Linked DNA regions of Homo sapiens: all the other regions are linked to region 3. A link is a loop called in an ENCODE intact Hi-C map of the cell type or tissue named here. Cell type or tissue: ascending aorta. All regions are shown on one strand. Region 1 overlaps EBF1 (EBF transcription factor 1). Region 2 overlaps EBF1 (EBF transcription factor 1). Region 3 overlaps EBF1 (EBF transcription factor 1). Region 4 has its middle 230 kb from the start of LINC02227. Region 5 overlaps EBF1 (EBF transcription factor 1).

What was found. A loop is a pair of places that touch in the nucleus more often than their neighbours do. Peaks named below come from ENCODE experiments on the same cell type or tissue, not always from the same donor. Only the 100,000 strongest peaks of a DNase experiment are listed, where the experiment ranks them.
Region 1: a loop joins it to region 3, with 4 times the contacts of the local background. A loop is called at or near these places in 17 of 110 quality-filtered maps.
Region 2: a loop joins it to region 3, with 6 times the contacts of the local background. A loop is called at or near these places in 6 of 110 quality-filtered maps.
Region 4: a loop joins it to region 3, with 6 times the contacts of the local background. A loop is called at or near these places in 84 of 110 quality-filtered maps.
Region 5: it touches region 3 in a loop (2.2-fold over the local background); 12 of 110 quality-filtered maps call a loop at or near these places.

What each region holds. Positions count from the first base shown.
Region 1 is chr5:159,046,955-159,051,954 of GRCh38, reverse strand. The region is part of intron 6 of EBF1 (EBF transcription factor 1); the gene reads left to right. Among named protein-coding and RNA genes, the nearest start is that of EBF1, 50 kb to the left of the region's middle. In ascending aorta, a CTCF peak has its summit at 1,984 (motif pointing right); DNase peaks (open chromatin) are centred at 364 and 1,304; H3K4me3 peaks cover 2,398 bases; H3K27ac peaks cover 3,398 bases.
Region 2 is chr5:158,803,282-158,808,281 of GRCh38, reverse strand. The region is part of intron 8 of EBF1 (EBF transcription factor 1); the gene reads left to right. Among named protein-coding and RNA genes, the nearest start is that of EBF1, 290 kb to the left of the region's middle. In ascending aorta, no CTCF peak of the experiment used is centred here; a DNase peak (open chromatin) is centred at 2,958; H3K4me3 peaks cover 157 bases; H3K27ac peaks cover 3,405 bases.
Region 3 is chr5:158,693,446-158,698,445 of GRCh38, reverse strand. It overlaps EBF1 (EBF transcription factor 1), which reads left to right. Exons shown (of 16, transcript NM_024007.5): 16 at 1-2,526. Among named protein-coding and RNA genes, the nearest start is that of LINC02227, 290 kb to the right of the region's middle. RefSeq lists an enhancer at 21-675. In ascending aorta, a CTCF peak has its summit at 2,745 (motif pointing left); a DNase peak (open chromatin) is centred at 2,745; H3K4me3 peaks cover 693 bases; H3K27ac peaks cover 1,190 bases.
Region 4 is chr5:158,172,314-158,177,313 of GRCh38, reverse strand. No RefSeq gene overlaps it. Among named protein-coding and RNA genes, the nearest start is that of LINC02227, 230 kb to the left of the region's middle. In ascending aorta, a CTCF peak has its summit at 2,188; a DNase peak (open chromatin) is centred at 2,203.
Region 5 is chr5:158,872,711-158,877,710 of GRCh38, reverse strand. The region is part of intron 6 of EBF1 (EBF transcription factor 1); the gene reads left to right. Among named protein-coding and RNA genes, the nearest start is that of EBF1, 220 kb to the left of the region's middle. In ascending aorta, no CTCF peak of the experiment used is centred here; no DNase peak of the experiment used is centred here; H3K4me3 peaks cover 2,466 bases; H3K27ac peaks cover 3,026 bases.

The DNA of each region.
Region 1 (5,000 bases), 350 kb before region 3:
TTTGTATGTAATACTGTTACAACTATAAATGGCAAAAGAACGTATTTTAAGCCTCTTGGGGTTTCAACAAATTGTGATAAAAGGGTGGTGGTGGCCGAGATGACTTTCTCCCACTCTATTAAGAAAAAGTGCAAAATGAATGAGGGCAAACTGCTGGCTGCGATTGTGATTGTGCACAACTGCAAAGCGGGATCGGCTGGGATGGAGGCCACGGAGCAGGAACACCCCGTGTCTTGCCCCCCCTTCTGAATGCCTCTCAGTAGTGGCATTGTGGGGACTCATGAATTACTTCTTACAGTCGGGGCTCCTTGCTATAAATCCAGCCCTGGTGCCGAGCGCACTGTGGGCAGCGGAGCACCGAGCCGGGCCGGCGGTGTTTGTGTTGTTGTTAGCGACACGTAGCGAGTTCCTCCTAAGCGGAAAGGCCCCGGCTCCAGTTTGTCGCCAGCGAAAGCCGAAACACGAGTCGCACATGTGGAGCGGGAGCCGTCAGCCGCCGGGCGGCGGGGTGGGGGGGTGGGGGGCTGCGGGAGCGGGGGGGAGGGGGAGGGAATGCGGCCCGAGGCGGGGCCTAGCGCTCACCGGGGGATTTGTTTGGGGGGCTGGGGAGGGGAGAGAGGGGACAGGGTGGGAGCAAAGAAAGTAGCCCAAGGGGAACCAGGAAAAGGATGCCTTGACCTCTAAATGTTGTGCCCTCCCCGTGACATCTCACTACTTGTGAGAATATTTGAGAATTAAAATAAAAAAAAAAGGAACCCTTTGTGGTGCGGCTTCAAAATGGTTTTCCTTCCCAGGATATCCTGTGCCTGTCTTTGGGTGAGTTTTTCATAGGTTACTTGGTTAGGAGACTTCTCCTATCCCTTTAAGAGGTAAAAACATAAAAAACAAATGTAAATGTAGGGACTTTAACACTTCCCCCCTTCCTAACATTCGTATAATTGCTGTTAAGCCACACTGAAAACCCTGGGGCCTGGTGTTCACCAGGGTAAAGTTACATTTCACAAGCAGAAAATTGACTCACCACTTAGGAAAATTGGCTACCAATTATGTGTCAAAGGCTCTAAAGTCAGACCTGAGGTTTTCTTTTTGCCAGAATGGGGAATTAAAAAGAGCACAGGCACCCAGCTTTGTACCCACTACTCCCTCCGGGAGCAATTCTTGCTTGCCGCTGGGTTTCTTCTGAGTTTGCTTCTAAGCCTTGGCGGGGAAGGAGGGCTCCTGGCTGAACCCAGCCAGACTGGCTAGCAGGATGAACGGAGGCAGGAGTCAGTCAACCCTTATAAGGGAGTTCATGCACAAGTATGTTACAAACATGCTTATGGCCTGTGTGCAGAAAGTAACTGGTGGCCTAGCACAGTTGACCAAAGTTCTGAGAGCTATGACTGAGACTCAGGGGCCCAGGGGAGCTGGAGAAAGGAGGGGCTTCTGAAGGCCAAGTCACTAAAGTCAAGGGACATCTGCTGTCTCTGGTGACATGTTTATCACACCCACACCACGTACATTGTCCTGGAAATTTATTGTTGTCTCCTCTTGTAGGAGAAGCCACCTGGGCAGGAGGGGAGACAGTCCCTTGTGGGAGGACTGATGGTCCTGGTGGGGAAGCATGGAGGGGTAGAAGTCAAGAGAGAACAAGAGGAAGAGACAGACAGGGATACAGAGTCATAGATACAGGGGCAGAGGAAGAGCAATGCAGAGAGGGAGAGGGAGGAGAGGAGAGAGAGAGGGAGGAGAGGAGAGAGAGAGGGAGGAGAGGAGAGAGAGAGAAAAGAGAGAAGAGAGAGAGAGAGAGAGAGAGAGAGAGAAAGAGAAACGAACCTCTTGTTTACTTCTCTCCCCGCTGTCCCCTGGTTCTCCTGTATCCACTTTCTTGACATACTCCTTGCCTTCTTCCAAGGCCTGCTTTCTGTTCCTGTCAGAGTGGCTTATCCTTGGTTTTGTTTTTAATGCCGTGAAATTAAACCTTATTTAGTGCTTCATTTTCTGCCTCTAGAGGGAGAGAAAGAGAAAGCGTTAGGACCCACCAAATTGAATGAATTTGCTGTGCTGTGTCGGAGAGAGTTAGTTTTGTAGGACAACCGGGATGTAAAATCATTCTGGAGATTATCACCAGATAAGCACCCCTCCCAAGAACACGATGTGATATGTAATAATTTTAGTGAGGAAAACCATCCTTGTTTTGCCTTCTGGGAAATCTTATGCTATTTCTATTTGATTCTAACGTTGGACAATTTCCAGAGTTCTGAAGAACCAACTATCTTAACTCCTCAATGATTTTGACAGGGAAGACAAAAAAGGGACAGCAATTCTGGGGCTGGGGCTGGATCTCAACCAAAATATCTAATTTCAATTTAGTCCTGGCTTCTTAGCTGGAACAAAGAGAAAGTTTTTACATTTTGCAGAATATTTAGTTCGCCTCAAAGTCTATTGGGTTAAAATATATGTGTGTGTGAGTTTTTCCTTTCATAGTGGTTCAGAATGCCTGAGAGTTTGTCTAATCAAGACTCAAACATTTTGAGTGGATTTTTTTTCCCTCCACCATCCTACTTCTCTGAGATATCTTTTCTAGTTTTAAGAATCTCACAAGCTCCCTCAAGTGATGCTTAATTAGAGGAGCTTTCTATCCACTAAGTATTTTCTTAAATGTATAATTGATTGTGCAAGGAAGGAAGAGCTGCTGGAGTGGAAATCATACATCATTTCATTATTAATGGCAATGTCTAAGTAAAATGCAGACATTGTCATGCTAATGGATAGCTGTGTATGTTTAGCTTTAAATCAGAAGCTTTTTTCCCCTTTACTGTTCTGGGATCATTTTAGGAAGTTTAAGTAGCATTTAATATATTGATAAATACCTGCTAGCATGCTGGGCTAAGGTTGGAAAAAGGAGCCAAATGAAATCCTGACGAATGCAGGGGAATGGTGTGACAAAATGAATAATTTGGGATGCCATGTACATTATTACCTCCTTTTTACTACTTGTGAAGAAGCTGGATTTTTACCTGGATTTAATTTGGAAGACATGTGTATTTAGCACTTACTGTGTACTGCTTCCACTGAAAACATCCACAGATGTCCTCAGAGAACAACAGAACTGAAAAGTTGCTGAACGGCCCTCACCCTGTTTTTGGTGTGGAATTCATCAGCCAGAGTGAAAGAGTCTCTTGTGGATCCTGAAATGGCTGGCTTAGATCAGAGGCTTTCTTAGTTTGCAGTTCCCCAGAAATTAGACCTTCAGCAGGGATTTGGATGCAGGTAGTTTATATGGGCATGATCTTAGGAAGCAGGAAATGAGGGAGAGAGAAGAGGGAAAAAAGGCAAGGAAGAAAAAGTAAGGCAGTGATGTATTATCAGAGTCACTGCTGTGGCTGGTACATGGTCCCATTGGAATCTTCTAAGGGACAGAGTAAAATGTGCCTCCTAGAGCCAGGCTCCAGAAGTACAAGAGGCTAGAGCATTATCTCCTGGCACCTGTCCCCTCTTGGTTGAGGGCTGTCCCAGGGTGCTGGTGTGCAGGCTGGGCATCTGCTTCAGAGTTGGCATGCCGTGGAAGGAAGCCACGACATAGCAGGTTGTGGTCAGGGTCAGACATGTGGCTGAAGTCAGAGGTGGGACACAGGGATGTGAGGTAGGCACCAGATGCATCTGTTATAGAAGCTGAGTGTAAAGTTCCTATGGGGAGGGAAGCTTGATAGTCCATCCTTTTTTCTTTATTGAGTACCTACTGCGTACTTGGGTGTAGGAGGCATCTGGTGATTCTTCATTGAGTCCATCAAGAAGTGCACAAATTCATATACCACAAATGTTTGTTGAGTGCTCATTGTATGTCTGGAGACCATTCTGTCTTCTTCCCTAAGAGTGTTCATGCTGTTGGACCAGGTGTTATGATTTTGCTCTGGAGAATAAGGTATTTCCACATGGAGCATGTGGAAAATATAGTGCCTATCTCCTGAAAGGTCCAGGTGATGCAAAGATGAATGAGACATGATTGGAGGTTTTTCTTCTGTCTGAAATGCAGACAGTTCTGGGTTGGGCAGCTCTGTAAGATGCTGAACATGTGTCCTTCCAAGAAGCAAGGATCAGAAAGCAGACTTTGATGGGGGATGTGAGAGAAAAAGTTCAGACAGGCTTCTATGAATTTACTAAAAGTTTTGGAAAGGTTATACCCCCGTGGGAGGGAAATAGCAGTAATGGGGTATGTGGCAATGGGTACAAAAGGGTTGGGGCTGATGTGTGAAGGACCTTGAAGGGCATGAGAAGAGGTATGGGTTTTCTTTTGTAGGGAGTCTTTTTACACAAAGGGGAACATAAAATTCATGTGGATGAAAACTCAATGTCAAAACATGAATTCATCTTCCTCCTTATTATTGATGGATTTCTCTGTCCCTTCAGTTATAGGAACCGAGGAGTCATCCTTGCTGTTGCCCCTCCCCCATCTCTGTCAGCCATACTAGTTATCTCTCAGCTCTGTCCCCTTTGCGCCACCCCAACTCTGCCACCTGACTCCTGCCTTAACTCCAGATTGGTGTCTCTGCAATCTTTTGGTTTCTCTAGAGACCCTTCTCTCCTTATAGGAGCCAAAGTAAGCTTTTGAGAATTCGAAGCTGATCACGACATTCTGTAGCCTTTAACTCATCAGTGGCTCCTTATTGTTCTTAGGATAAAAGCCAACTTTCTTACTCATCTGCTGTTCCCATTGCTTCTGTCACGGACATTCCTTCCTCTCTGAGAAGCTCAATTCATCCGTCAGATTCTAGCCCCTTTCCCTTCAGTTCTCAGAGACACCTTCACTCCCCAGCTGGGTCAGTTCCCAGCATAGGATGCTCTAAGCCCCATGCAGCCAGGAGCTGTGGTTGTTTGTTTACTATTCTATTCCTCCTGACACTCAGTACTCAATAATAAACACAGTGCCAGACACTCGGTACGCAGTAATATCTATTGAATGAGTTATTGGATGAAAAGCAATGTAGCTTGTGGCTGTGGAGGGTACGGATTCTGTCCAG
Region 2 (5,000 bases), 110 kb before region 3:
ATGTCCAGACAGAACAGCCCAGACCCCAAAGAGTAATTTTTGAGGAAGTTGAGTCAGTACATCATAGAGTTGAGATGAAAGTGGACTTCCCATTCTTTGCATGGCTTATGTGGGCAAAGTCAATGATACATATTCCTGTGCTTATGACATCACAGATCATCACCACGGAAACATCTGTGCTGTAACAAACGCTGGATTGCAGTGTCACTAAATGTGTCAGGGAGGAGAGGAAACTGGCTCAAAATGATAAGGCTCTGAATAATGAAAGTTCACTGAAATATGTTAGCAATGGCAGCCTCGGTTGTGGAGAGAAATATAAGCAGAACTATTCCGAAAAGCACAAAGCAGGACTTGTGCATTATTAAAGGTTGGGCAAGGTTGGTTTCAAAATGCTGCTCACATTCAAAACATGGTTTTCTTAAAAAGTCACTATCTATGCTGTCTTGCATGACAATAAAAATCCTTCAGGAACAGGAGCTCATCTCTCAAACTGCGTATAGAAAATCTTCTGCATAGCAAAGAAAGGCCAACTGGGGGACTTCCGTGTGTTTTGGGAGAAGACGTAAAGATCAGGAGCAGAATTGGCCATGATTATGTTTATTGTTTGGTAAGTCAGTGACAGTATTAGTTCAATGATTGCAGAAATTAATAATCAGTAAAAGATGACTCTGAGCCCTCTGAGGATTTATATAAGTTGCACAGTGGTAGATCATGAACTGAATCCAGCCTTCAGCCATATTTATGTTTGGGTTGCATGGCACCTTCAGAAATTATGTATTAGTTGCTGGCAATTGAAGATAGAGAGATTATATGAAAACCTGGATTTACTAATGTCTTTTATAATCAGAAGAGCTGGTAGTGCTGGATCCACATTCTCAAATGGCAACGGGTAGGGAAAACTCAGAAATCATCTTCCTTTTGGATGAAGCACATACTCTACATTTAGCCACAATCCCCACCAATCCCATTGCATCTCCTCATCCCATTTCATTGACTTACCTTCCTGCCTAGCCCTGTGAGCATTTGATTTTGTGCTCCTCATTGGAGGGATTGGAGATTAATCGTTGTTCCTAGCACAGTTCCTAGTCTATGGAGGGCACCCCCTATATTGTAGCTCTGATTAGTCTTTATCAGTTATAGGCTGAGTTATGAAAACTTGATCCTGAGATCAGCGGTATCCAATTGAACTTCCTGTGATGATGGAAGTGTCCTATCTCTGTGCTGTCCAATATGATAGCTACTAGCCACTATAACTATTGACTACTTGAAATGTGGCTGGTATGACTGAGGAAATAATTTGTATTTCATATTAATTAATTGAAAATTAAATGTAAATAGCTGCGTGTAGCTAGTGGCTACTGTAATGGGCAAAGCAAAAGCAGATTGAGTAATGGGATCAAACATCCAGTCAGCTGTCCTCATTTAGGATAGAATGTGGAAGATAGACAGTAGGGTTGTGTGTGTGAACTTGCCCATCTTACAAGAGATGACTTATAATAGGCTTCATCACCTAGGGGCATCTACTTCCAAAGTGGGAACCACTACCTGGCTAGAATTGTTGTCAATTTCAGGAGCCTAAGACATGTGTTTTACAAAATGTTTATGTGCACATTCATAGCAATAAGTGTAAGTCATCTTAAGCTTAAATAGGAAGTCTGACTGTTCTCTGTCCCCTAAATGTTCAGTTAAGGGTACTACTTAAGTATAATAACTGTACTTGTGAGTGGAAAAGCCTACATTATTTGATGAGCTGCTTGACTCCCACATTCACGACAGCATAGAGCCAAGAGCCAGGGTGAGTGAGGGTACTGTGAGAAGGAAGCCTGTGGAATCCTGCTAGACTGCTGGAGGGATCCTCTCTTCTTAGGGCCAAGGGCACACAGGCTGCCATCTCTTGAGATTTCCATCGTGAACACACTGAGCACATCTAATGATCATGTTGCTATAAACCAGCTCACAAGTAGGATTCTAAAAGATCCCTCTCTCATGCAACTTTTTCTTTCGTTCGCACCTTGTTTGCCTGGGAAACTTGTCACTGGCCCTCTCCACCGTGCCTGGTAGTCAGAGCCCTCCATTTGTCTTTGTCATAGAGTTGAAACCCAGAGCCATCTACCAAGCTCTGGCTTAATGGCAACCCACTGGCCTTTTTCCTGAAACCTGCCTGCCATAAGCCAACTTTTCCAGTTGATCAATAAATGACTTCACTGCTTCTAGGGATATATACATGGAGGACAAAACAGATGTCTGCTTTTTTCACTCCAGTTTAAGCTCAAATTATAGCTTCTGCTCCCACACCCATACCCCTGCCCCAGCAAAAAAAAACATGCCTCCTTAAAACATAGAAATCTTAATGAAAATGATAGAAACAGTGTTGTAGCTAATTTTGTTAAGTGATGACTATTACCGATCCTCTTGTAATAGAAAAAAAAAGAAGAAAACACATGTGACTATCTTCTGCTTGGATCATTCATCCAATTGGAATTATACATCATCTAATCTTACAGTCAAATTCTGCTAAGAGGATACCATATCTTTTTTATCTTTGTGGGCAAACATCAACGTAAACTCCTATTACAATAGTGAATTGAATGATTCCTAGAATTCAATAGGAAGAGAAAGACAAAACCCTCTAACAAAAAAGTAGATTCTACATGTTTTAAAATTTCTTCTTAGCAAAATTCATAGCAAAAACATTTCCTAGAAAAAGACCAAGGTAATATGAACTGAGAGTAACTAATGAAATGCTAAATTATCTGCACGCATCTATGTTTTTATTGCTGAATTTGGTCCTGCCTCCAGACATAAGGAGGCTAAAAATTCATATTCAGATAAGGAAAGGCAAACCTTGGCGAACAGATGGAGCAGAGTTCAGCATAAAGGTTTAATCCTATCAGGCCGATTCCTGTATGGCCATCTGGATAATCCGGCACACACATTCAAGGCCTGTTAAAAATACGACTCCAGCCAAGATTAGCGTCACAGATTTTCCACTAGACTTGCTCATATTTGGCTTTATGATTTTCCAGGCCCAGGAAGACTGCTTGTGAATAAAGACTTAAATAGTCCTTGAAGAAGCAGTTGCATATTTTTTTAACCTGAAAATTGTTTCCCCTTTTCACAATATTGGGTGTCCATTTTTGGAAGGTTATTTTCATTTCCTTTTTTCCCCTTGGCTTTCATTTCCCAAACTTTTCTTACAACAGGACAATAAGGAGAATTGGACTAAAAATAATTTTGTGCATAAAAGTTCTCCTTGTCAGGATGAAGAGAGTTATTTACTTATTGTATAATCAGAGGCACGTGAATGTACTATTGTTGCAACAAATATCACAATTGGATCCATGAATAATTCATTTTGAAAATTCTCTTACCCTCCATGACAATTTTTCCCCATTGCTTTGCAATGGAGTGACTGACAGTCATAGAATAAGAGGTGGGAAAGAAACCCAAAGAACTGATGACAATATTTGCCTTTGGCTGCTCTAGGATTAATATTTTGTACATTTTAATTTTGGATTTGGCAGATCAAACATGAGGTGGAAAACAGTGTAGTCACACCTTGAGTTATAAAATTCTGAGCTGCAGTGTAGTTAACAAACAATTTTTGCATATTATGAAACAATGCTATGTTGTGTGTCATTAAATCAAAAAGCCTTCAACAAGTCTTTCAAGTGCAATTTAGAAGTTACAGGTACATCAAAATGTCAAGATTTCTTACTGCTAAATTGTCAAATAACCCCGTGTAATGAACCTGCACACAGTTCCAGATCTCCGACAGACAAACTCAGGAATCCAAAAGCGCTTGCCCTGGAATGTTTTGGATTACAGTTGTTGCACCAGCATTTTTGTCCTTCCCTTGCTCAGGTGCTATGTCCATTGATTGTTGAAAAATTTTGCTAATTCAGAATAAAATAAGAAAGCTGCAAAATAGGAAGAGAATATAATTTGGGCTTAGTCTATAATTAGCAAATGGCATAAATTGGAACTTAGACACTATTTTGCTAAGTTTAGGTACATCTAGATATTCACCACTAAGCTAACACTGCCTTAATGTAGATGGACATTGGAGCTACATTTCCAAATAGTGCCTGTGAATTTTTCCTTTTCTTCTTTTCTGCGAGAGCCATTAATGCTGTCAAAGCAAAGGGCATTCTTGCCAAATGAAGTCACTTTGGAATAAAGGATGAAAATCACTTGAAATTCTCAATCTCCTCATTTAATATTTAATAGGTTTAATTGCATCTAGTATGGAGAGATCTCTGTATCATGGGTTACATTTCTCCTTAAAGTGACAAACATCACACACACACACACACACACACACACACACAGACACACACACGACTCTTTTTCATATATAATACATGAATCTTTGCCAAGTATTATCTAGATATGCTAGTGGACAGGACAATAAATGCAGACAAATAACAAAATGAAATAAAAACCCTAATAAACAATAAAATGCTTAACTGCATAATGCAATTACTGAAGAAAATAAAGTAAGGCAGAAACAAATCCCTAGTAACACAAGTTAAAGCAACAGCATAAGTGTTATAAAGGCTGCTACACCTTGCATGAGGAAACTGTCAAATTTGTTTGTTTGTTTATTGGCTGAGTTTATTTGTTTATTTGGAGTTAGCATTCTGAAAGTGAAGTTTGCATACTCTGGTACCATGGTTCAGGTCAGGCATTCTAATTGCTTCTGGTTTCTAAAGCATCCAGTTGGAGAATGGATAAACAAAGAATAGATTTGCCTCCTGTGCATGGTGAAAATACAGAGGTCCAGTCTTCCAGCTGGAAGAAAACCTTCTGTTTGTCCTCTTGCCTGTCCAGTAGCTGCTAGTTTCAGGATCAAAGAAGGCAGGTTGTAGTGCTAAGGAGCTGTGAGCAGGAAGGTCATCATTCACTGAAAAAAAAAAAAAAAAAACACCAGCAAAAACAAGCATTCAGATCGAGCAGGAGGAAGAGATATCTGTGCGCTGAGTCCAAGTGGAATATTT
Region 3 (5,000 bases):
ATGCAGCCTGGAAAGTTAAAACGCGATGTAAGTGATCACATTTTTCCCTCTACTCGAAAATCCAGTGCCTCTAGACAGATTGTTAAAACTGCATATTTAAATCTGATCTCATTCTCTCCTTTTACTTAAGTCAGTTTCTTCTGAAGCCGATGGCCTCTCGAGAGCTTGGTGGCACACATACTGTGTGAGAATCTCCTTTGAGACTTCATGGAACAGGGTCCAGGCACAGAATTCCACACTCTGCCCTCCAGTTAACAAGCCAAAACCTCACGTACGCTCCCCCATTTGCAAGTTTAAAGTTTACTCGTCCTAAATGCAGACTTCATACCTATCTTCCAAAAGTTGATAAAAGCAACGTGGCAGGTATTTTCGATTTTCCCATTCCAGATACTGCCTCTATCAGTCGACCCTTACCATTTGTAACATAATAGATTGAAACAACAGGTTAAGTGCTTTGGAATTAAGAGTTAAAGGGAACCGGGGGTGGAGAAAGGAAAAGAAGGTTGAGACCTCCAAAACATAGTTTTCTGTTCTATGGGAATTTTTGCTCTCATTATCTGGGAAGTGTTCTTAAAAATAAGAATTAATAGCAAAGATGCAGCAAAGCTCTGAGGATGCATTTGCCTGATATTTTTTTCTTTGCTCTTGTGTTTTTGTATGTAGTTATAAATACTGTAGATTTTTTTTTTGTGATTTTTTGCCAAAGTTGTTGTTCTATTTATACATTTTAATGTCTTAAGACATTTTTTCAATATCACAAAAAGATTTTACTGCGTATTTTGCAAAGAAAAAAAGCTCACTACCTTTAGCTTGCACATACTTGCAAAGTTAATTAAAAGGCTTTTTGTTTTAAAGGGGATTTTGTAAAATATCCATATAAATAATGTATTTATCTTTCGAATTTGTACATTGCTTTTCCCTTCTTCCTCTTCCTTCCACCCCCAATTTATTTTATTGTGTATGTTTGCTACGTGAAAAGTGCGTATTTGTTTGGTCACCTACACTTGTATTAGCTGTTTCAATGTGATTTTTAAACATTTCATTTATAGTTATTTTTAGTATTGTTATAAACCATGCTTCAGTTTTTTTAATTTCCACCCAAAAGTCATTGTCTATTTTTGTATTATTTGTAAGTTAAGAAGTTTTTTCCAATATATGGCAAAAAAAAAAAAATAGTAGCATATTATTCTTGTAGTATTTAGTTCAGTAGATTTAAAAAAAAATGTATCCTTTGCTTTGGAAGCTTACAAAACAACCCTAATGCTGTTTTACTCTATTAATATGCATGGAATCTCTCCCTTTGGAGTGACGCATTTTGTGCATTAAATTCTAGGGAGAAACTTCATAGAAATCAATGAACATACTTTCTTTCTTAAGTCTGCTTGTATATTTCCTCTGTCTTTCACATAAATATAAACCAGCAGATTGGATGCCTTAACAATGCAAATCATATTCATTTCACTTGTACATTGTAACTGTGCACCAGAACTGTCAGTCATCACTAACATTCTAAGAAAAAAGAAAAAGAAAAAAAGAAAAAAAAAAAAACAAAGAAATCGAAAAGCACAAAAGAACTGTTTTGTTACCTTAAGACAATGTAACTTTTTCTAGTAGAGCAAGAAATCATTTACAACAATGCTGCAACTGTGCATGCCCCCATATGGATTTTGCAATGGTTTTCACTAGGCTGTCAAGAGTGCGATTTTTATGGGTTGGGGTGGGTGGGGGAGGGGAGTTGTGGGAGGGTAGGGGAGGGAGGAAAGCTGTTTTTCATGGTGAGAAATAATAATGATGACTAATAATAATAAAAAAAACTGGAAAATGTAAGCAAGGTGGACGCATTGCTTCTCGGTACTCAGAAAGGTTATCTGAATTTGCGTGGTAAGCGCTGGCCTGAAGATGTACACAAGTTAAAGCCATATTTTATCTGGTGAGCCCCTTAACTGTTTCTGAAGGAATGAACGGTCAGCCGGGAAGGTGTCCGGCTTAGACCTTGACAACAGACACTACCCATCTGTCAGCCATGTGCAGTGGTTAGAACTCTTCTTGAAAGTCCAAAGAGCCTTTAAAATGTGTATAATTTGTGTTTTGTTGCTTCTATTTCTATTGATTAGATGAAAAGACATTCTGGCCCTCTGATCCTCTTTCTTCTCCACAAAAGTTTTACAAATAAAAGATGTTCCCCTAAATACAGAATATGGCTTTAAGAAGAAAATGAAATGAAGAATTAAATTAAGATTTCAGTGTTGGGGGAAAAAATACAGCTTCTGGATGACTGGATTGCATAACATTGCCCTGGCCTCACATTGTACTAGGATGCAGCTTAAATGAAGTCATCTCTAAATCTACTAACCTTTCACCTTCTTATCAAAACTTTTTGAATAGACACACACTGTACAGTTCAATTGTTAGAGAACCTAACTACTGTAGAGATTGTTAAATTTTTTTTTTTTTTTTGCAAAAATTCAAGCTGTAAAAACTTTTCAACTTTCACAATATTTAATTAAAGTTACTTCCTGTCTGTGATGGCAGCTCCTAGTTGTGTATTCATTTCTCTATTTCAGATGAGCCAAAGTCCAACATAATGTAAAAGGTCTGTGTTTGCAATGACTCAGATCAGTCTTGATACCCAGTGAAAAGGAATTAGGGTAGTGCTGGGACACCCTCTTTCTTATGTAGGTCCTTGGGGATTTGCTAATCTGGGATGCAAATTGAACACGCGCAGCGTACTGCTGCCCTCTGCCGGCGGTAGCTGGATGTGCACATGCCCACACCGGTCCATATAGGAGCCAAGAGCCCCCAGCAACTTCAACAGCCAAGCCCTGAGATCCTCCTGCGTGATTGAACTGTGAATCCAGGAAGTGGCCATTCTAGAACCCCTATCCTTCGTGCTACAAATCTGAACCAAGCTTTTCACACACAGCTGCTAATTAATCCCAGCGAGCCTTCTGGTCAACTAATTATGTGCCCTGGCTCATTGATGAGGAGGCATGTGTGAACTGAGCCTTCTGTTATCAATATTTTTTAACCCCACATGAATAAGATACTTTTCCTGTTGGACAGGAGTGAAACATTCCACAAATACTAGATAGGTACCTACTCATGTAAAATTGTTTCACTTTAAATTCCATCATGATCATGAGTCTTTCTAAATGCACACTCAATGATTTTCCTACTTTTACAGTTATTGAACATGATGAGGTTAATGATACTTGTAAAATGCCTCAAAAACTCAGCAGATAGGCTGTAGGCCAACGGAAACTTGATGGCCAGAGGTGATAGGATGGCTGCAACACAGTCACATGTGGTGGGCACTGTTTCGGCTTTGGAATATAGCCCGATTTGAGTAATGAAAGAGAGTGATATATAAGTTAGAGAAGCTGCCATCCTTTTAAAGAAACTTGCTGAAAAGTGTGGCCATTCAATATATGTTTCTTTTGAATTCTGTGTTTGATATAGTTTCCTGTATTAGATGCAGAAGATAAAGATTGAACAAGAGGCCCCTTTTCTCAGGATGCACACCATCTCAGAAAAGACACACTTATATTCAAATTATGCTAGAATGGTCGGCCAGGCTGAGACAGGTGTGCCACAATGCTCCACAGAGCACAGCTGACGTCCACACCTCTGACACGCTGGCCCCTACAGTCTTTAAGGGCTACCTCTTGAAAGTGCTCATTCACTCGATCGTTCATTTATTCATTCATGCTTGTAAACTTTGCGCGTTTCCTATGCCTCTGGTGCTAGGCAAGACATGGTGATACATCGGTGGGCCATGGTGACATTATACCCACTTGGAGCTCATACTTGAGTGGGGCAAATGAACGTTAAGCAGCCACTCAAGTGCCTGTAACAAACGAATCATGGTAATGAAGAAAATGTCTACAATGCTCTGAAAGTACATTGCAGCAGGATCTGATTTAACCTGAAGTGCTGGGAAAGGCTCCAGAGAAAGTAACATTTGAGCTGAGGTATAAAAGCTCAGCAGGAGCTAACCAGGTGGGCCTGGCCCCTTAGGCAGAGGAAATGAGGGAGGTGTAAGAACACTGAGCTTTGGAGCACATAAGGTACATTTAGGAACAGAAAAACTATGTGAGTGGAGTGTGCAGATGTGCACAATGAGACTGTGGGGCTTGGGAGTTCAATTCAGAACATGTCCTGAGCACCTACCACGTGCCTGGTACTGTGCTAGCTGCCAGGTACACTAAGCAAATGGGCCATAGTTCCTGCCTGTAGGGCCTATGGCAAGGCTCATAAACTCACAGCCCCATATTTGTTCATAGGGGCTATGCTGGTTAAAAAATCGGGGTGGGCCAGGCACGGTGGCTCACGCCTGTAATCCCAGCACTTAGGGAGGCCGAGGAGGGTGGATCACGAGGTCAGGAGATTGAGACCATCTTGGCTAACATGGTGAAACCTTGTCTCTACTAAAAATACCAAAAAAAATTAGCTGGGCGTGGTGGTGGGCGCCTGTAGTCCCAGCTACTGGGGAGGCTGAGGCAGGAGAATGGCGTGAACCGGCAGGTGGAGCTTGCAGTGAGCCGAGATTGTGCCACTGCATTCCAGCCTGGGTGACAGAGCGAGACTCCATCTCAAGAAAAACAAAAAATGAGGGGGTAAACTAGGGATAAAAACAACCAGACAGGGAGTGGGAGGGCTGGGGCCACTGGCAAGTGCATGCTCTGTCCAAAGTGAGAATCCCACTTGCTCCAGGCAATTGCTCCCATGTGAGAATGTGGACCCAGTGTTGCCCATCTTTCATTTCTCAAGAATGCCAGATATGTTACTAGATTATTTAAAAATCTGGCATAAAATTTTCATTTTTAAAATGTCAGCAACTTATCTAAAAACAGTGTTTTAAAAACACTTTCTTGGCCAAACTAAGTCCAGAATCCCCTAGAGTGTCAGTTTGAGACTTCTGACCAAAAGATAAGTTACGAACGGTGATGTTCACACAGCCTGATTTGAAAGTCATAATGACATGTTCTCTCCATGGAGAT
Region 4 (5,000 bases), 520 kb after region 3:
CTCTCCTACCACCTACCCATCCAATCATAAAGTTCTTTGGATTTGGGGTGTCTCTCAAAATGCCCTTTAAATCTTTTTTAGCACCCATGTCCCCTAGTTCAGGACCCCATTCTCTCATGCATGCTCTGGTCACCAAAATGGTCTCCCTGCTCCCCAGAGAAGCCCATGTGTCACCACTGGATTTATTTTCCCAAACAATGCTTTGCACAGATAATTCTCATGATAAAATATCCTCAAATCTAAGCCCCTTAGTCTGCATTAAGGACCAGTCCCCCAGAACACACACACAGACACCCATACAGTTATATAGTCCTTAATGATCATACACAGAATCCTACTAACATTTAATATGCTAACATCACACTAACAGCAATAAGCATACTAACATTGAGTGAGCATTAATATGAGCTAGCCACTCTGATAGACACATGATCATCTCAGTTAAGCCTTACCAGACAGAACCCTATGAGACAGGTATGATTGCGACCCCATTTTACAGATGAGTTGCTGAGGCCCAGAGAGGTCTAGAGAGATGAAGTGACATGAGCTAGTTTATGCAGTGAATTGATAAAACGAGGAACTGAATGGTGGCCATCAGACTCCAGAGGCCGTTCCCTAAATCTCCACCCTCTATGGCCTTTAACCATGTCTCCCCCTCTGCCCTCTGAGAACCTCAACCACAGTCCCTCCGAGAAACATCCTCAAAGGGACCACATCTCAACTCTTGTCCTGGAAAAGATGTTGATGCCTGAACTTGGAGCACCATAAATGGAGCAGGCATGCCCCTCTGTCCAAACAGCAGACCCCATCAGATGTCCCCAGCACCAGGCTGCCAGCCAACAAGAGGGCAGCTCCGCACAGCTGCATTGCAAAGCAGCAGACCAGGGCGAGCTACTAACATGTGGATGCCGCCACTCCACAACTTGCTTAAAAGCCACACTGTGTTTCCTGGACAATGGCCGCAGGCCAAAACACACACATTCCAGTTTTTACGACTATAAGGTAAGCATTCTTTTAATGGCTCTTTCCCTGTTCCTTCACTCTCATTTGTGTTGTTTTCCTGGTTCCCTCTCCTGGATTTTTTCCTTTCTTAGCTCAGCTCTGCTCTCTGCCTCCCTTGTTTCCAGAGCCTCCTGCCTCAAAGCTTCCTTGTCTCTATCTCCTGCCTGGCTTTTCTGCAGCTTCCTTACTGTAGTAGTCTTCTCCTCCTTTCTGGGTTTTGGTCAGCTTTTCCCTAATTACTAGACTTCCCTTCCTCCTGTCTTCCTGTTTGCTTAAGGAAGCCTCCCTCCCCTCCCTTCACTTGTGTCTTCTTCCCACTTCTGCCAGCCTGCCGGCCTCTCTGCTTCCCAGTGGCCTCTCCCCATTGCCCTTTTCTTCCTTTCTGGACACCTGGTCATCCTTGCCCCACTCTCCCTTCCCCACACCCTTCATCTTTCACCTCTGTTCTTTGTCCCTTGTCTCCTCTCTCTGCTCCTCCCTCCCCTCCCTCATGGGTCCCCTCCTGGTTTCCATCCCCCCATCACCCCTCCCCTTATCTTTGTTTTCCTTCTTTCTGGCTGCTGATAGAGTGGGAGTAGTTGCAGGCTGTGTCCCTGATTTCACATGCAGACCAGGAGCCAGCCTGTCAGTCTAACAATAAAATTGCACGGAAACGGAGGTCTCAGTGCCTACATGCAGTTTGCCCCTAAATGGAGCTGAGCTAGAAGGTTTCAGAGCAAAGCCACCAAGAGTCCCAGGCATCTGGTTCTACAGGCAGGATAGAGAAAGGACTTACTGTTTCTTTTTCCCACTGATCTGGTGTAAGTCAAGGCCAAAGACCAGGGCTGAGACGTGTCATTTGTAGGTTGCAGCCTTGGGGTGGGACCTCCATGACCATCCCTGCCTCCTGACAATAATACACAAAACACACACGTGCGCACACACACACACATGCTCATTTTCTTATTCACTTTCCTTCAGAGCAAAGGCCCTGTAACTTTTCAGATGAAGTATACAAAACTCCCACACTGCAAAATAAAAGCTATAAAGAGAACAAGAGCCACTACCACAGAAGGAGATGTTGCTGCTGGGGAAAGGGCTGCCTCCATCCCCTCTACTCCCGCCCATCAATTCTTTTCAACTTTAGTTGTTCCCTGTTTCCTTGACTGAGCCCCCATTCAAGCTGAGCTGGTGCCTTTCCTTAGAGGACAGCGCCATCTAGCAGGTGAAATGCCAGACCCTTAGCTGAGAGGCGAGAAGAAAAACTTTCCCAGCTGCAGGCTCCCTGGTTCCCAGCTTCTCTTTTTAAGTCTCAGCCAGTCAAACCCCAACAGGTCTGAAAAAATGTGATTTAACCCTTTAGCCTTGTTGAAGATTTAAGTGTCTTCCAATCACCCCTATTTCTCCAGTGCCTGATTTTGTTTCCATCTGTGGCCTTAGTTCCTAGAAAAAGCTAGAACGTTCTAGGTGAGCCAACAGTCTGCGTCTGATGCTTGGGACTTAAGGTGACTTTTTTTTTTTTTTTTTTTTTTTTTTGAGACGGAGTCTCGCTTTGTCGCCCAGGCTGGAGTGCAGTGGCACCATCTCGGCTCACCACAAGCTCCGCCTCCCAGGTTCACGCCATTCTCCTGCCTCAGCCTCCCAAGTAGCTGGGACTACAGGCACCCGCCACACACATGGCTAAGTTTTTTGTATTTTTTTAGTACAGATGGGGTTTCACCGTGTTAGCCAGGATGGTCTCGATCTCCTGACCTTGTGATCCGCCCGCCTCAGCCTCCCAAAGTGCTGGGATTACAGGCGTGAGCCACCGCGCCCAGCCTTCAGGTGATTTTTTCCAAAGCAAAACAAAATAGAATTTCCCAAAGCAGTCTAGAGGATGGCTTAGGCTCCATCTGGAGTTAAGTGGCAATCTTTCTTTCTCTTTCCTTTTTCTATCACGGTTTCGTCTTTCCTTCTGTAAAGACCCTATCTCCAAATATGCCCGCATTCTGAGATAGTGGGGGTTTATGACTTCAACATCAACTTCTGGAAGAACACAATTCAGCCCATAACAGATGGCAGATGGTTTTCTTTTCTCTTGCAAACTCTGATCAGTTGGTGGTGGCTGCTCAGACCCCTTGCCAAAGAGAGTGAGAAGGATTCTAAGATCAAATCCATATGGGGCAGAAAAGAGTGCTGTGAATGACTGTCAATGTCTGCTACAGGCATGGGAGTATGGAGGGGCAGCGGGATGGTCCCATGCTTGCCCTTGCTGGAGTAGGGCATGTGCACAACATAGACCCTGCCTCTCAGGAGCAGGGAACATCTATCAGCACTATATATCTCAACATACCAAAAACATCCCAAGGCCACACTTCTGAAAGAAGGCCCAGGGCCATTGTGTAGTCCTCTCAAGCCCTTCATTTTACAGATGAGGAAAACTGAGGTCCAGAGAGCTTGTGTCTTGCCTATGATCCCTCAGCTCCTTTGTGGCAATACCAAGACTAGACCCTAACTTCATATCTCCTGACCTATTTGCTTTTTCCCAAGATCTCCAGTTGCTCCTGGTAACATCAAATGAAGACAGAAATTCTTGTATTGCCCATGCGAGATTCCCCAAGTCCCTCATCCTACAGACCCAAGAAGGAAGCATGTGAAGAGAGCGAAGCTAAACGTTGAAGGTCCTGGTTGGAGTTGGTGGTCAACTCCACTGTTGCTTGGATCACTAGGCATTAAAGGGTTCTGAGGCTGCATTTAGGCCTTTCCAGAGAGAACACTGTCATCCATTAGCAATGGCTGCCATTGCTATGGGCACAGGATTGGACAGTAGAAAGATGAATATTATATATTTGTCGGGTTAGGTCATCTCCGAAGTCCCTTCCAGTTCTAAGATTTTGCAATAAGAGCCTTGAGCAGGAATCAGGTTTCTTTCTTGAACTTAAATGAGAAAACTAGGTTAAGGGACATGCTGATGTTCTGGATGTCTGAATATATATGTGACCTGCTCCAAGGGCTTTCAGAAAAGGCCTCTTCTTTGCACCGTTATGACCCAGAAGGCCCAACTCCCCATTACATATGATCCATAGTTTCAGTCCCACTGAAGTTCTTACTGGTATTTCTCCATATGCACTTTTCACCCTAATGTCAGCTAGTGAGACTCAGGCTCTGGATCACGGCTGAACCTTGGCAACTTCCATTTACTTGATGCAAGTGACAGGCAAAGAGTGGTTACTAAAGAGTTATCCCTTAGCCATTGCAGGTGAGGGGATATGCAAAGGTCAGCTGGCTCACAGGCCCCAGAAAAGGTCAGCTACAAGAAAAGAAGTACCATTTCTCAGAGGCTGTCCAACATGCCACAACACTTGTATGTGTCTGACTCATGGGGTTGTTCAGGAAGAGATACTTTGAAACGTTGAATACATTTGCCTCTTAACTCCATATAGAGGCAAAGACATGGGTTCAGGTTCTTCTGCTCCAACTCAGCTTGAAATCTCCAACTCCCTTCTACTCATCCGTCTTGGCAGTTTCACCTAGACCAGCTTCTAGGGAACATTTGAGGTAGGTGTTTATCACCTGGAGGAAAAAGCTCCATGTGAATGGCTATGGAAGAATGGGAGAACTGGTTAAGAACTCAGCTCTAGAGATGATCATATCTAGGTTCAAATCTCAGTCCCACTGCCTTCTAGCTGTGTGACCTCAGACAAGTTACTTAACTCCTCTAAACCTCAGTATTCCCATCAGAAAAGTAGGGAGAATAACAGTACCTTTCTCATATTTGTAAGAGTTAAACAAGATCATAGTTACTCGTGCTATTATTGGTATTATTAATTCAACAGACAATTAGGGTGCACCTAGTCTGAACAGGTTGGAGTACAAATATATTGTTCTTCACAGAGTTCATGGTCAGTTCCAATTTAGCTATGTAATAAGTGCCAAATCAGATACTTGTTCAAAGTACAAGGAAGGAAGGATTAGTTCAACCTGGGGATCAAGAGAAGTTTCTTTACAGAGTCCATAATATTTGAACCTTAAAGAAGGAA
Region 5 (5,000 bases), 180 kb before region 3:
TGTGTGTGTGCGTTTGTAGTATTTGGTTATAAACTATTATCATAACTCAGGGTCACTAAAATGTCTCTCTAGAAAGAGAACAGCCTAACAGGAATGAAATAATTTAGTCTCTATTTTTGATGAAGCAATAATATTTTTGAACAGTCAGCTGAATGCCTTCTAAGTTGCCTGGGTGCCTAAAGGGCTTAGAAAGTTCTTCCATGGAGATAAATAAGCTGTCAATTCATGATGAAGAAAATCAAACTCATGGTGTTGATCTTGGCTGGGACGCTGGTACAAGTATGAGAGAAATTTTTGCCGAGATGTAGCATAGCCCATGTGTTAGCAGTTAGCACTCCAGTGCCATACTGTGCCTCTGCTCGCCTTTTCAAAAGGTAAACATGGCTGTCGAAATAAGGAAAAGAAAAGATTAACCCATTCAGGGGCATGCACCTAGTAAGTGACACTGTAGCTCCCTAGAGGATACAAAAAGAATAGGGGCAAGAGTCCAGAGAGTGGCTGTTATTCAGTTACTGGATTTCCTCTTCTCAGCACCTTCTCAGAGTTGGGCTTGGAACTGTGGGCTTGGAACTGTGGGAAAACTGAAGTGAATCTGGGTGCAGTAGGAAAAGGAGTTGGTGGAGATAGAGGCTTCAAGAAAATACATGCCAAAAGCCAGTTCACTTGCTCAGTTCTTTACACTTTTACAATAAAACAGGGTATTTCTCTGACTTTGTGGTCTAAAGTCATGCATATTTTGGAGCACCTAAAAGAAAACAGCAAACAGCTTACTTCTATTTGTACCAGGTTAGTGCACGAATGTAAAAAAGACCTCTAAATGTTACCCTCCTATTATGAAAATCCAAAGCTGGGCATGAGCAGAAGAAAGGGAGAGAATCATGCTATTTTTTAATTTCCTTTGTATTAATACAATCGAAAGGGGGCTATCAAAGCATAACACTGGCCTGCCCTCCAGCTGCTGCGGTAGGTGGCGTTTCACTCGGTTGCCTTGAGATTTACAAATTCTAAAGGTATTTTCATGCCTCCAAATTGAACACAAAAGGCAGGCCCATGGAACAGTGGCTCTGAACTTCTTAAACTGAATAATAGGGCAACGTGAAACTTTTTATGGAAAGATGTTGTTTTTCCTGAAGTTCTTGCAGTACAGGTTGTAGGAGCTTCCTTTTCTCTCTATGCCCTCGGAGGTCTCACAAAGCAGCAGGCTCAGTGAGACCGAAAACATCAGTGTGTCTCCCATCTAGGAAGTCTCCAGTAATAACTGGTCCATGTAATGAAAGTTTCTTCTAGCCAAGACTCAAATAGAGAATTCTGATGTAACTTCCTGAAGAGTACACTAGAGGGAAAAGGGGTCGTGGGATTGAGGGTAGAGATACATGAATCTCTCTAAGCCTCAGTTTTCGTATCCTTAAATGGAGACAATAATAATACTACCTATTAGAGGTATTGGGAGGCTAAAGGAGACAGTGCCTGCAAAGTACAGTGCCTGCTTTATTGCAAGCTCACTGTAAATACTTGAGGTTGTTACTGATTTTTGTTCCTGCTAATATTATTATATTTTATATTATTGGCCGTAGTGTTTCAACTAGTCATGTGATACCGAATATGCCATGGAACAGTTTTTTGGCCTCTAAACTTTTCGCATCCACAAAATGAAGCAGTTGGATCAGAAGATATCTAAGGTTCCTTCCTGTGCTAAGATCCTAGAGTCCTAAAGTTCCATTCTTGTTGTTGTAATGAAGTGAAAAGCACACATATTCATACCAAAAGGGTCATAAATTTAAGATTCTTCTGTGGAGGGACTGGGAAAAGTCTTTACAGTTTTAGGTTGTAATTAAGAAAGTGAATTATGCTAAAATTGACTTTAGGAAAACAATGGTGTTTTGTGTAACCACATGGATATCATCTGGGTATATGTAAATAGGAGGCAGGTAAAAATGATGAATGCTAATCTCTGTAAAATTCAAATGAATATTAACTCTTATTCAAATAGCACAAGTACATTGCACAGGGAAATCAAGACGTGAATTCATATAATTTCATTTTTTTCAGCTGTGCACATCCTTTGGTTACAGAAACAGCTCAGAACTTAGGCATTGCTCATTTCCTAATAGAGTATGACATCTGGGCTGCTACTTTTAAATATAGTAGCTTGTTTGCTCAGGCTTATGGCTCAGTAATATTTGTTTTGTCTTATGAATGTAGTGAAAGCAGGGATTACAGGTATTCCTCAAGGACTAATTAGAAATAAAAGCTTATGTATATGAGGGAAGTTTTCGGATAGGAAGTGCTCTTGCTTGAGTCATGAAGTGACACTGGTTTCAGTTTCAATTTTGATACATTGGAACTTGGTACTTTTTGTAGAGTCCATTTGGAAAGGTTAAAAAAATCACTTGGAATTATCTGCAGAAGTTCAGGTTAAAAATTGTTTGTCCTTCTTCCTCGGTTTCAAGCTCCTCTACCCTATTGACAAATTCATACCTTCATTCCTCTGTTTGGATTTTAGGAAATAAATTCAAGAAAAGAAAAATATGTAACTATCATCACTGTTTCCATAAAATAAAGGTGTTCTAGAGATCAAAGAGAGGCCTTGTCTTGGAAATACAATTTGGCCAAAACTGCCTGGTGTGTGTGTGTGTGTGTGTGTGTGTGTGTGTATGTGTGTGTGTGTGCTTGTGTGTGTTCATCTCTCCATGATTCATTCTGAGAGCTGTTTTAGCCTTCATAAAATATTCATGCTAGTTGTGCATGGTTCTATAATTGCCATCTCAGGCCTTGAATTATTTATAGGTTGTACTGTTCACATAGTCTCATTTACTGATAGAGAAGATAACACCATACAAGAGGATCCCAAACACTCTGAGGCCTGTTACTTTGCATTAAGTAGTGGAATTATATTACTGTAGGTGTAAAACACTGGCCTTTTTTTTCCTCCTCTCCCTTTAATATATCATTTTTGTATTTATAATATGCTAATTGTCAGAATGCTGTTAAGCCTCATAATTCCTGCCGAGTCTTGCAGAAATCAAGATGTGGCTGAGATGATTTAGCTCTTGATCTCAGAATGATCGTTCTAAAAAAAACCTGTCTACACACAGCGTAATTTATTGAAATGATGTATGACTTTACATGCATACCTGAGCCCTTTTGTTTTGTACTATTGATCAGTTTGTATGTCTCAGTGTTAACCAACACGTGGTTGGTTTCGGTAGACATTTACCAAGAGCCTTGCAAGCTTGCTGTCCCTAATTAAATACTGAGTCTCAATTCACTTGTGTGACAGTTTCTCTGCACCTATTTATTTTGCTTTCCTAATTCTCCTTTCCCTTTTCTGCCAACTTGATCTTTCTTCCACATAGATTATATTCTTGATATTTATTTGAGGGTAGGAACATGCTATAGGAACATACTATAGTTGTATCTCCTCTCTCTTTTTTTGGTGTTATTTAGTTGCAAAAGTCCATTTAATGTTAATAAATATCAAAAGCCAGATTCACCACAGAGTGTACTTTTCTGGTATTTCATTATCAGTATCCATGTTTAAAGAGGAAAAACAGAAAAATTCATGGCAGCTCATAATCTGCTGATATATTCTAGTTTTCTCCTCTACCAGTGGAAACTCATGAATTTTCCTCTGGCCTAGGAACTTCCAACTCTATACAAATCACTAACAAACAATCCTCCATCTCCTCTCTTTAGGCTGATCAATATTTTCTCTCTAGCCTTCTTTCCATCATACAGGTTGTGTTCCCTTATGTGTGTGATGTGAGCTTTCCCATACCTATATTAGCCAACTCGCAGCTTCTCACTGTTGATCTGCATACTGCTGGTGGTGGTACTTCTCACTGTATACCTACATACTGCTGGATGCTTTTAAGTGGTACCTGTAGGTGTCTTTAAATAGCACTGAATTAGGTGATAAGGAAATCATCTTATTTAAAATTTCTTTTAGTTTTCCTGATGAGGCCAAAGTCCTTGTTTGGTGGGAATCTGTCTTTAACACCTCCCTCACATTTGCTTCATCTTGGTTTTCAATGAGTACCCTGTGGTAGGCAACAGTATCTAGCCAAAATTTAGTAAATTTTTAAAATTTTGTTTACATTCACTTTTAATTATGTTGCTTTCTTTTATCTCAGATAAGTAGTATGGGTTTTCATTCATAGTAGGAATGGAAAGTGTCATTCAAAAATAAGTTTATTAGGGATAAAAGGAAATGAGTCAGTATACATAAAATATTAAGTGAATATTATTATAGGTAAAAATGGCAAAAACTCTGAAGGTGCTGTTATGAGTGATTGAAGTTCAGGGAACACTGTGGCAATGCCAAAATGTGGCGAATCACTCTAGAGAGCTGTGTATTCTATAGAGTCAAAGGGAATGGAAGGGTTGAGTGATGCATAAAAAGAGGATGTAGAATCTAAGATGCTAGTGGGGGTAAAGACGTGCACTTTTGGGCAATTCACTTATCTTTGTCTTTAGACAGTAAAATCCCCACTAACTAGGGTTCTGGTCAGTCGGCTTTTCTAATTGAAGGTTCACTTGTATTGATGAAAATCATTTCTAATGGCACAGGAGTCCCATTTCCACTATAGTAAGTCAGAGTTGAGGGAGAAATTGACTATCATTAATGAATGAAGGTTTTCAGGTTGTTTTAAGCCATTGTGGATCTTGTAATGTTGATTAGCAGTAAAAAAAAAAAAAAAAAAAAAAAAAAAAATTAGTGTCATTCTTGACTGAAGAGCCCTGGACAAAGGTATGGCTTTTGATAAAGCCAAAATATTAGCTTGTTTTGTTATTCAAAGGGAATGTGCTCTGGGAGATTTCTGGTCTACACCCAGGGACAGTGCCTGGCATATTGTAACAGCTTAGCACATACCCATTGTATTGAACTGAATTAATGGTATGTAGCAGGGCTCTGATTAACTAATAGTTCCTCCAAAAATGTACACACAGAAAAGAAAAGTGAAGCATGATTGAAGATGAAATAAGATCATTGTTTCATC